Linked DNA regions of Homo sapiens: all the other regions are linked to region 2. A link is a contact called in ENCODE Hi-C data. All regions are on one chromosome and are shown on one strand. Each heading gives the region's core, a stretch centred on a gene start or an enhancer-like site at or near the end of the contact. The rest is flanking DNA. Distances are from core to core; before and after follow the strand shown.

Evidence for each region. Hi-C counts contacts between places; a loop is a spot of excess contacts on that map. Pooled maps may share reads with other maps.
Region 1: a loop to region 2 is called in a pooled map, with 3 times the contacts of the local background. The contact joins two enhancer-like sites. A Hi-C loop is called at or near these places in 2 of 37 single-sample maps with no recorded cell type and 3 of 50 pooled maps.
Region 3: a loop to region 2 is called in a pooled map, with 5 times the contacts of the local background. The contact joins two enhancer-like sites. A Hi-C loop is called at or near these places in 3 of 37 single-sample maps with no recorded cell type and 3 of 50 pooled maps.

Annotation. Positions count from the first base shown.
Region 1 is chrX:42,932,936-42,936,615 of GRCh38, reverse strand. All of the region lies in intron 1 of LOC105373188 (a long non-coding RNA gene), which reads right to left. Among named protein-coding and RNA genes, the nearest start is that of PPP1R2C, 160 kb to the right of the region's middle. Within about 2 kb of position 2,080, at least 7 of the 41 ENCODE cell types and tissues checked have a DNase peak (open chromatin) inside an H3K27ac peak, as active enhancers do.
Region 2 is chrX:41,732,593-41,736,656 of GRCh38, reverse strand. The region is part of intron 5 of CASK (calcium/calmodulin dependent serine protein kinase); the gene reads left to right. Among named protein-coding and RNA genes, the nearest start is that of GPR82, 10 kb to the right of the region's middle. Within about 2 kb of position 2,001, at least 2 of the 41 ENCODE cell types and tissues checked have a DNase peak (open chromatin) inside an H3K27ac peak, as active enhancers do.
Region 3 is chrX:42,952,953-42,956,803 of GRCh38, reverse strand. No RefSeq gene overlaps it. Among named protein-coding and RNA genes, the nearest start is that of PPP1R2C, 180 kb to the right of the region's middle. Within about 2 kb of position 1,348, at least 2 of the 41 ENCODE cell types and tissues checked have a DNase peak (open chromatin) inside an H3K27ac peak, as active enhancers do.

The DNA of each region.
Region 1 (3,680 bases), core at 831-3,330, 1.2 Mb before region 2:
CACCACCATGCCTGGTTGATTTTTTATTTTTTGTAGAGACAGGGCCTCATTTTGTTGCCTAGGTTGGTATTAAACTTCTGGCCTCAAGCTATCCTCCTGCCTCAGCCACCCAAAGTGCTAGAATTACAGGCATGAGCCACCCCTCCTGGCTTACTTTTTCGATCAGTTAATTTGAGTTCAAAATATTACAATTAGTTTTACCTCATTGAAGTATGGCATTTATTTTAGTCAATATATTTGTATAATTCTGTATAGTTGATGTAATATGAATGAGGACAAGTAAACCAAGACTTACTAATATTAATACTAATGTAATTTTCTCTATTTTTTCTTGCATTTCTTACAGTTTCTGTTTTATGAATGATAACACAATGATATCTGGTATACAAACATTCACAAGTGTCACATCTCCATTATCAATTGAACATGCATCAATTAGAAATTATGTTAGATCATGAGTAACAGAGAGTCTTACTAATAGTAAGAAAGATAAAAAATTTATTCTTAGGAAGGCCAGCACTAGTAAGGGTGCTCTTTAAATTCATCAACAGCTGGTCCAATTTCAAAACAAAGATAAAGAATCAATGAAAAACGATTTGACCAATGAGTAGAAATTACAAAATCAAGAAAGGAAAAACATAATTCAAAAGCAAATGAATAGCATGTATTATAACAAGGATGACTTAAAAGCTAAGAGGTGAAAAGAAATTTGTCTATAATTTCAAAAAGCATACAGGTATCACAGTCTTGTTTAAAAAAGATGTGAAGCAGAAGATGAAGAAAAGTCATCAATGAAGAGAAATATGAGAAATAAAAATAAATTAGAAATTAAATATTTACAAAAATAAGTGTCACATTGGATGCAATCATAAACAGAATAAACAGTATTTGATGCCACAATCAGTGACATGGAAGTGAAACTTCAAAAAAATTACACAAAATGAGAATTAAAATGAATGAGATATAAAATTATAAAAAGATCATTAGATATGGAATTCAGATGAAAGAAAAGAACAGAAAAGATGGAAAAATGCATTCAAAGATTTAATAGAAGAAAGTGTTTTTGAAATAAAAGTCTTGTTTGACTCTGAAGAGCAAATTAGGCTGTTTCCTAGGGAAAGTAACTGGTAAAGTTACTGATATTTGAAGATTAAGAAAAAAGTATCCTAAGGAAATCTTGGAGAAAAAGCAATTAACATACAAAAGGGAGCATAATTATGCTACTCTGAGATTTCTCTACAGGATACTACTTACCAAGATAATTGGAAGAATTCAATGAAATAATGTAATTATGCTAGTCCTTGGATTGCCATCAGGACATTCATAAACTTACTGAAACGATATTCAAAATATTGTTTGTGCACACATGTAAACTTTGCTGGGATAAAACCAATGTTTTTTTTTTTTTTTAACTTGATTTACAAAGAGATGACAAATAAATTAAGAACCACTGCCCTAGAGCATGTCTCCCCAGTGGTGGACGTCATGTTTCCAGGAGTGTTTTGTGTCCTTGAGTTTATTACAAGATTCTTTTTAAGAGTATGAATTTTCATTCCAATTATATTTAAAATTAATAAGAGTAGCATGTTCTCTATCATATGGATGGCCATCTAATTTTTATTTTTACTTTTTTTGACAGAGGACCTACAGGGAACTTTATATTCTTTCTTCCCTCTTCACCCGGGTACTGCCCCTTGCGAAGTCCAAGTGGGCTCCTGGCACAGGGATCCTCCATCTTCTCTGGCACCCGTGGCATTGCCAGCAGGCCAAAAGGGGCAGCTGGCATTGTTGGCTTCAGTCTGACCCAGGGTACCCAGCTGTGGTCCCCTCAGCCCACAGTAGGGGCAAGGGCTGCTTCTCCACAGTTCATAATGAAGGCTTTCAGCAATGCCCAGCTGCCTCTTCTCCAAAAGTCTGGCTTTTGAACACTCTTCTCCTTCCTGGGGAGGGTTTTTGCCCCTCTGAGGTTGGACAGGAACCAGAAGAACAGTTTATCTGCTTCATCTGTCTGTGACCTGGGGCTTACCCAGCCCCTAATCCTTCTGGCAAGCACTGTGCTTGAGCACTGTCCACACAGTGGAAACCACAGGAAACGACTTTGGCTTGTGGAGGGGGAAGAACGCGAAATGAAAACAAAAGCACACAGGAGCACATAGAAAAGCCCCATCCACTGCCCATCTCTCTCCCTGGGGGCCCCAAACAACCACTAAAATAAGACCCAAACTAAAGGCCTGCCATGCAACCCCAAAATCAATTAACCTCTCCTGAAACATGCAAAGAAACTGCCCACCTAGAAATATCCAAAATAGTCTGTGCCAATTATGAAGAGATCAACAGCTTCACCCACCCTCTCTGGAACCTCTAGTACTGACTGTGTCATCCGTGGGGTGCCCCAAGGAGGGTGGACTCTTTTCTCAAGGCCAGGACAGTGACAGTTACAAAAGGTGGTCCTTGCTTGCAGCTGAGAACTGCTTTTTCTTCAACTAACAGACAGTGACAGTGGCCTGGGCCAGAGGTATGCTTGAACTCATGAGACACCACGAAGCCCAAGAACCAGTGGTGCCTTTTAATGCACCCACCTTTGGCAGGTGGTGACAATCTCCAGGAAACCAGCACAATTCACAAATACAGATTAGGACAATGCAAGGGCTATTTCTGGTGGCAAAACACCAGCAAATAAAACTGGGCCAAGCAGGGGCAGGACACTGGAGGTGCCCTATGACCATGTCTTTTCCAGATTTGCAGCAAAGGCACCATTGGGGTTTCCCATATGACCTGTCCCATATGGCATGTGGAGTCACATGGTGAAGTCACCAAGGTGCACATGTGGGTCTCAGCTTTCTCAGCTCTGGTACCCAGACCCTGTACTCCCTGGCCCATTCTCTTCCGTACTCAATGTGGATTACCCATCCTCTACCTTGCAGCTGGGGCACAGCCTGGAGGGGAGACATCTTGGAGGTCACATATTCTACAGGATTTAATGTTGTCCATCCCCCACCTCTCCCATTTTTTTCCTTCTCCTTTTGTCTTTGTCTCATTGCTAGATGACCATCTTATGATTGAGCATTACTTTATTTTAATGTGCATGTTTACCCTTGTGTTTAGGTGACCACGTTGCACAAAAGGATCATGAAGCACCAGCATTTACATTTTAATATGCTGGTAAGCACATTGCTTTGCTCTTGTTAGCCCCCTCTAATGCCACAAATGAAAACTTTTAGCACCTGCTATTGGGCAAACATTGACTTCCTTAAACAGTTATGAGGGAAAAAAAACCTAGACTTTTGCTTTTAAAAAGCACTGAACTATGACATTATTGAATTTTGACTTAAATTACTTACATAAGAGTTGGATGTCCTATCCTGAAAACTACTATGTTTTGTAGGAATGTTCTACTTCAATTATTTTGGGTTAATGGAAAAATACAGAGGCAGAATTAATATATGATAAAAGGTCTTAAAATTATTTAAACAGAGAAAACAGTGAGATAATCAAATCATCATATGGTACACTATCATATTTGTATACGTAATATCAATGGTGAGCACTAGTATAGCTTCAGCAAAAACTTATTTTCTATATAAAATTAATATGGTTTATTTAAATTTTATTAGTTGTGTGATGTGATAAATTCAACTTTTAATTTAGATTGTATAGTTGTAAAAGGGATGATAGCACAG
Region 2 (4,064 bases), core at 752-3,251:
AAGTAATTCTCAAACTGCAAATAAGTAAGAAGAAACCACCCCAAAAATTGCCATTGTTCAGTTGGGAGACACACTCAACACAGAGCACACGTTAATGTTGATATTCTTTTTTTGTTTGTTTTTTGTTTGTTTGTTTGTTTTGTTTTGTTTGTTTTTTGATACAGGGTCTCGCCCTGTCACCCAGGCTGGAGTGCAGTGGCGCAATCTCGGCTCACTGCAACCTCTGCCTCCTGGGCTCAAGCAATCCTCATGCCTCAGCCTCCAGAGTAGCTGGGACTATAGGCGTGCGCCACCACACCTGGCTAAATTTTTTTTGTAGTTTTTTGTAGAGACGAGGTTTCACCCTGTTGCCCAGGCTGCTCTTGAACTCCTGGGCTTAAGCAATCTTCTTACCTCAGCCTCCCAAAGTGCTGGGATTACAGGCGTGAGCCACCGCGCCCGGTGTTGATATTCTTTATATTTCAGAAGCCGAAATCCACACATTTTTACATGGGTGAATAGAATACTCACATTTAGTTAATTGAAAATTTTTAATGTTGGTGTATTTTTCTTAAGACATTCATCCAAAAGATATTTATTGAGTGCCTACTGTGTGGCAGGCACTGTCCTAGGAACCGGAGCTACGTCAGTGAAGAAAACAGACAAAAATCACTGCCCTCATGGAGCTGACATTCTAGTTCAGGGAGGCAATACTCAGTAAACAAATGAACTACATAGTAGGCTAGAATGTGAAAAGTATCACAGAAAAAACTAGAGTGGTCAGAAGGTTAGGGAGTGTCCAGAGAAGGGCTTGCTTTTGTAAATATGGTGGTCAAAGTAGGCCACATTGAGATGATGATATCTGAGCAAGGACTTGGAAGAGAGGAAGCGGGCTAATCTGACAGCTGAGGGAAGAGCACTTCAGTTAAAAGGAACAGCCAGTGCAAAGACCGAAAGACAGGAACACAAGTAGCCTGCTCGAGGAACAGCAAGGAGGCCGGTGTGGCTGAGGCAAAATGTGCAAAGAGGAGAGTAAAAAGGAGACAGGAGATGATCCTGCCTGGCTCAGACCAGAGTAGTAGCAGTGGAGGTAGTAAAAAAAAAAAAAAAATTAGTTAGATTCCTGATATATTTTGGAGATTATGCCAATAGGATTTCCTAATATATCTTTGGTAACGTAGGCAAAACTTAGTTTTATTCAAGACCCTGTTACAGGGGTATTCCAACATAGTGGTCATTGTAAAACTTCAAGAACAATACATTTCACATGCTAATAATGTAAATTTTCACTTGGTTTGATTTGTTAATATTTTTGCCAATAAAGCAACCTATGAGCTTTTCTTTCCATTCAGATATATATTCAGTGACTTATCTGTATGTAGATTTGGTTTGTATGTAGATTTTTGTTTCTGCAGTTAAAGTTTTTGTCTAAGTTTTCTTTCCTTATATTTAATAACGAAAACAGAAGAGCATTGCAATATTTTATTTCTCTAAGAAAAATTTATTTTATCATCTGTTTCATCTAGCCAAGAATATTCTCATTCTCTCTCTCTCTCTCATAATTCTTGGCATATGATCCAAAAGCATTACATTTCCCAAGGATCCTGTTATTATATTTATTAATACTTTTTTCTTTACTTTTTTACAAAAGGTATTTCCTTTTGTAATCATTGTAACTGAGTCTTAAAAGGATTATTTGGTTAGATTTGAATATATGGTACCATGTAATCTATTTTTGGGAACTGCTTGCTCTGAAGAAGCAGTTTCACATAAAACTGCATAAAAAGCAATCATATAATCCTTTGAAATTCGAGAGATGTGTGAACATAGTGCTGGGCCTCCCCACAGCCACACTTAGTGACATATCAGGCTATATTCTTTGCTGTGGGAGGCTGTCCTGGGAATTGTAGGATGCTGCTAAGCATCCTTCACCCACTAGATGCCAGTAGCATCTCCCCCTAGTTGTGACAACCAAAAATGTCTCCAAACATTGCTAAATGTCCCCTGGGGCACAAAAATTGTCCCTGGTTAAGGCCCACTGTCATAATAGACTGTTATAATTCTCAAGATTTGCCTCCCTACAGGTATTAATTAAGGCATGCATATAAATTTCTATTTTTTTCTGTCATCTTCTTCCCTTTAATTCTACTTTTTCTTGTGAAAGAATGTGAAAACTTTCATTATGTTTCTGGTATTTTTTTTTCTTCCTCTCACCCCTAAATTAAAAGTACTTTAGAAAGAAATAGCACAGTTGTCAAGGTAAATGCAACTCCTGGCTCTTTGCCTTCTTTCATGGGCTCTACTAAGCACTGAGAGTTTGTGGAATTTTCTCCTCTCTCCTAACTCTTGCAGGCAGCCTTAGATCATGAGGTTGTGGGGAGACTTAGTTTTAGACCTTTCTGTCACTCTGACCTACTCATGTATAATTCTAATAACTGAAGTTGAAGTGAAACAGTTTCTCTGAGAATGCAAATTGCTACCCACAATCACTTTCTATTCTGAATGGTGCCTGTGCCCAGAAGGTCTGGGTGCTGTTTTTAGTTCTTAGAACTGTGCAAACCCCAGTCACACACACACTCAGCCAGAGGCCAGAGTGTTTCTGAGTGTGCTTCCTTTAAATGGTTTTCCTTGCTAACCTGTGTGAACACGCCTGGCTGCTTTTTGGTTCCCTTCTGGTCTCAGTTCTCCTTTTACCTATTTAAGGCCAGACTTTATGATAAATTTGTGTTTATCATATAACACTGGTTGGCATGACATTGTGGATTTCTTAAAGCATTCCGTAGTCTCTTGTTCTCCGTTACTGATGTTTCTTTTACACCTGATACCACAACTCCCCAAAGTTTATCATGTTGTATAGAGAAATTTAAATTCTCATAAAACAAAAACGTATTTATTCTTTATTTATTTTATTTATTTATTTATTTTTTTTGAGACAGAGTCTCACTCTGTCGCCCAGGCTGGAGTGCAGTGGCGCCATCTCAGCTCACTGCAAGCTCAACCTCCCAGGTCCACGCCATTCTCCTGCCTCAGCCTCCCGAGTAGCTGGGACTACAGGTGCCCGCCACCATGCCCGGCTAATTTTTTTGTATTTTTAGTAGAGACGGGGTTTCACTGTGTTAGCCAGGATGGTTTCGATCTCCTGACCTCATGATCTGCCCGCCTCAGCCTCCCAAAGTGCTGGGATTACAGGCGTGAGCCACCGTGCCCAGCCACTATTCTTTATTATTATATTAACATTGGTTAATCTTCTGCATTTCTTTTATAAGATTTTTTAACATAATGTGCACGTTCAGTTTTAATGTGGCATTTTAATAATTGTACTTAGGAAGATCTCATGGATTACATGATTATTATAAATTTATCTTGTGTTTCTAACTGCTATACTTCTCTTTGCCCAGCCTACTCCTACAAAAAAAGAAATCAACTCCTTGGTTTTAAGTTTCTCAGCCTGAGCAACATAGTAAGACCCTATCTCTCTCTCTCCTTTTTTTTTTTTTTTTTTGAGATGGAATCTCGCTCTGTTGCCCAGGTTGGAGTGCAGTGGCACGGTCTCAGCTCACTGCAACCTCCACCTCCCACGTTCAAGCAATTCTCCTGCCTCAGCCTCCTGAGTAGCTGAGATTACAGGCGCCTGCCACTACGCTCAGCTAATTTTTTTTATATATATATTTTTTAGTAGAGACAGGGTTTCACCATGTTGGCCAGGCTGATCTCGAACTCCTGACCTTGTGAGCCACCACGCCTGGCCAGTAAGACCCTATCTCTATCAAAAAATAAAAATTAGCCAGGTGTGTTGGCACACACCTGTGGTCCTAGCTACTGGAGAGGCTGAGGCAGGAGGATTGCTTGAGCCCAGGAGGTTGAAGCTGTAATGAGCTGTGATTGTATCACTGCACTCCAGCGTGGGCAACAGAGTGAGACTCCATCTCAAAAAAAAAAAAAATTCTTTTGCTTATTAGAAGTGAATCCTTTTACTGTTCCTCTCCTTCTGAGCCAGGAGTAGCGTGTGTGATATAGCCAGAGGTTTTTCTGTCAGGTGCAACTATAGCTGTAGTAACTCTTCCCAGTGTTATCAATTCCATTTG
Region 3 (3,851 bases), core at 99-2,598, 1.2 Mb before region 2:
GGTCAAACATTATTCTAGATGTTTCTACAAAGGTGTTTTGTGGACAAGATTAACATCTAAATTGGTGGGCTGTGAGTAAAGCAAATTACCCTCCATAATGTTGGTGGGCCTTATCCAATCAATTGAAGGCCTTACTAGAAAAAAGACTGACTTCCTCTAAGCAAGAAAGAGTTCTGCCAGCAGAGAGCACTTTTGGAATCAAACTGCAACTCTTCTCTGTATGTCCAGTCTGTTGGTCTATTCTATCAGGCTTTATATTTACCATGTGCTATGGTCTGAATGTTTGTGAACCCCCTCCTCCCAATTCATATGTCAAAATCCTAACCTTCAAGATGATTATATTAGGAAGCAGGGCCTTTAGGAGGTGATCAGGTCATGAGAGTAGAGCCCAGATGATTTGAATTAGTGCCCTTATAAAGAGGCCTGAGAGCTCTCTTGCCCCTTCCATCATGTGAGGACACAGTGAGAAGGCACCACCTGTGAGCAAGGAAAAGGATCTGCTCTAGGCACTGAATCTGCTGGTACCTTGATTGTGTACTTTCCAGACTAAAGAACTGTGAGTAATAAATTTATGTTGTTTAAAAGCTACACGGTTTATGGGATTTTTGTTTAGCAAAGTGAACTAAGACACCAAGCTACAACAATCATGAGAGCCAAATCCTTAAAAATCTCCCTCCCTCTCCCAAGACACATACACACACACATGCACACACACACACACACACTCTGTTCTGTTTCTCAGGAGAACCCTGACTCTAATACAGCTAGTAAGAGGACAACTTAATAGAAAAGGAGCTGTTTCTTCTTTGAATTATTTCATTTTAATTTTTATGATTATGTTGTAAGAGCCCAATATACTGCTTCTGTCAGATTCACATATATAGAAATCCAGTATAATGACATTTTCACTTTCTTTTGCTTGCACCAAGAGAAAGCTGAGAGTGAATTCTCCATGTAGCTGACTTTTCTGAGGAATTTTGGTGTGATTTCTAGTGTGCTTTGACTTTCATCACATCTACTTTGTCCCGAAGGCCCTTTTTTTTTTTTTTTTTTACCAGCCCTTCCTTCTCAGAGGTGGAGATTTCCTAGTTCTGCTTACTTCCTTTTCTTGCAACTAATCTTATTGAAATATGAGATAGTTTTCACTTCCCTCAATCTAAGCCAATTTGCACGCTGCCTTTTTGGCCTGTTACTAATAATATCTATCCATATCTCCTAATCACTGTACAGATTATATCCTATTTTTACATACCCTTGGTCATACCAGTAGAATTTGTTGTGGAGAAAGACTGTCTTCATTTGAATTTCTTAAAAGCAGAACTGAGACAATGATTTAAGTACAGTTGTTTATTTGGAAAATGACCCAATAAAAATAGTAAGAAAGTGAGTAGTTGAAGGCACCGAATGGAGGAAGGCCAATAAAAGGTTACTGCATTAGGTTACTATTGCTGCATCACAAATTTGCACAAATTTAGCAGCTTACAAAAACAAAAATTTATTTTCTTATAGGTCTGTATGTCAGAAGTCTGAAACCAGGCTAACTGGACTAAAATCAAGATGTAGGTAAGGCTATGTTCCTTCCTGGAGGTTTTAGGGCAGAATCCATTTTCTTGCTTTTTCCAGCTTCTAGAGGCTCTTCTATTTCTTGACTGTAGCCCCCTTTCATCAAAGCCAGCAATGACTAGTCAATTCTTTCTCGCATGAAATCACTCTGACACTGTCTCCTACTTTCACTTTTCAGGACCTTGAGATAACATTGGGCCCACCCAGATAATCCTAATCTCCCTATTTAAGGTCATCTGATTAGTAATCTTAATTCTATCTGTAACCTTAACTTCCCTTTGCCATGTAATATACCGTATCATAGATTCTAGGAATTAGAATAAGTATATTTTTTGGTCCTTTATTCTATCAACCGTAGATACATTAATGATTGAGTTACAACAGTGGAGAAATAATGCAATTGGTATAAAGAGTATACATGTGGCTCAACCTCACCAGAAATAAAATGATAAATTCTGTGAAATGTAGTTAAACCTAACCAAGCTGACACATTATAAAGCTACCACAGTCCATTCTTGGCAACTTTGACCTCAAATAAGCTTCCTTGAACCACACTTAATCTCCAAATAAAAACAATAACAAAAGACCTACTTCCATCAAAAATGATATAATAATCCTACATAACAAACTAATTATTTTCCCAGAAGAGGGTGTAGAGTCCCTTTTGTGCCTTTGGGTGATGTTCATTTTCTTCTTCCTGGTTCATACTCCCTGTTTTATATTTTGTAACTTAAATATAATATCAAGTTAATTATTAACAAGTCATGTTAGATGATAAGGGAATGACAGAGGTAAAATTAAATTAAAATATTAAATTATTAAATTTTATGTAAAATTAAATTATTAAATAAAAACACCAAAATAAGGAATAAATACTTATAACCATCACAGTCCTCATTTTCAAGTCACATATGAAAATGGCTGGAAAGCTGAGGCACATAAGATTTTAAGCAGCACATGTTTTGTTCTGAATGTACCAATCTCTTAGGGGAGTTTGTCTTAAATAAGAAGCTCCATTCATAGGAGTTTTTGTTGTTTCAACTGTGGTTGCCTGGTTTGTCCTGGGAAAGTCCAATCTCAGGAGAGCCTGGTGTCATGAATTAATGGGTCTGGAACTGGCAGGCCCCCACAAATTTGTGGGATACTGGTGGAACAGGACATACAAACACCATCCTTAAGTATCTATGGCAACAAGTCTTTCACTGGCTTAGCCTCTTCCTGGGAATAAGTTTTTTTGGAATTATTAAGAATATCTCTTCTATGCCCTCTCCAGGAACACCGCTTGCTTATGTGCTAAAAACTTATTCTAAACTTGGAAAATCACCTCTTAGGCTTTCCATGAAAAGGCTTTTTGGATTCAATTGCTACTGGAATAAGTAAGTACATGATTGGAAATTCTAATTGTCAGTGAGCAAAAGATGGATCCTTCAACTTATAAAGACGATTAATTTAAAAAAAAAAAGATTTTAGAGATCTCTCATTCTAAACAATTACCTTGTATCTATGAGAGGATCAAATTTTAAAAAGACACATGACTAGTGTCATGGCTAGCCTTAGAACTTCTCTTGACAATGGCTGGGTGTGGTGACTCACGCCTGTAATCCCAGCACTTAGGAGGCCAAGGCAGGTGGATCACCTGAGGTCAGGAGTTCAAGACCAGCCTGGCCAACATGGTGAAACCCCATCTCTACTAAAAATACAAAAATTAGCCGGGAGTGGTGGCACACGCCTGTAATCCCAGCTACTTGGGAGGCTGAGGCAGGAGAATTGCTTGAGCCTGGGAGGCAGAGGTTGCAGTGAGCCAAGATCGTGTCACTGCACTCCAGCCTGGCTGACAGAGAGAGACTCTATCTCAAAAAAAAAAAAAAAAAAAAAAAAAATTCTCTTGAGAAAATTAAAGAGAAAAAAATCTGACCTAAAACAAAGTTAAAATCCTTTGTACACTAAAACTACCTACTTTGGACTCCCTGACGGATTTACAATAAGGTGCACTCCATCCTGTAGTCTAGTGGTTAGAATTCCACAAGTTCACCACCATGACCTAGGTTTGATTCTCAGTCAGAGAACCAATTCTTGCAGATCTATGTCCTCTAATTGAGGAAAAGAAACATTTATTGAAAACTTGTTTTGATATTTGTGTGATTTTTGACTTTTGGGAGTGCCCATTTGTTATTGATCTTTTTCCCTTTCATAGACGGCTTTGGATTTTCTGTTTTCCTCCATTTGTAGAAGGCACATAAGGCTTTAGGGTCAGTTAAGAAGTGGAGACCCCAGAAAACATGGCCAGA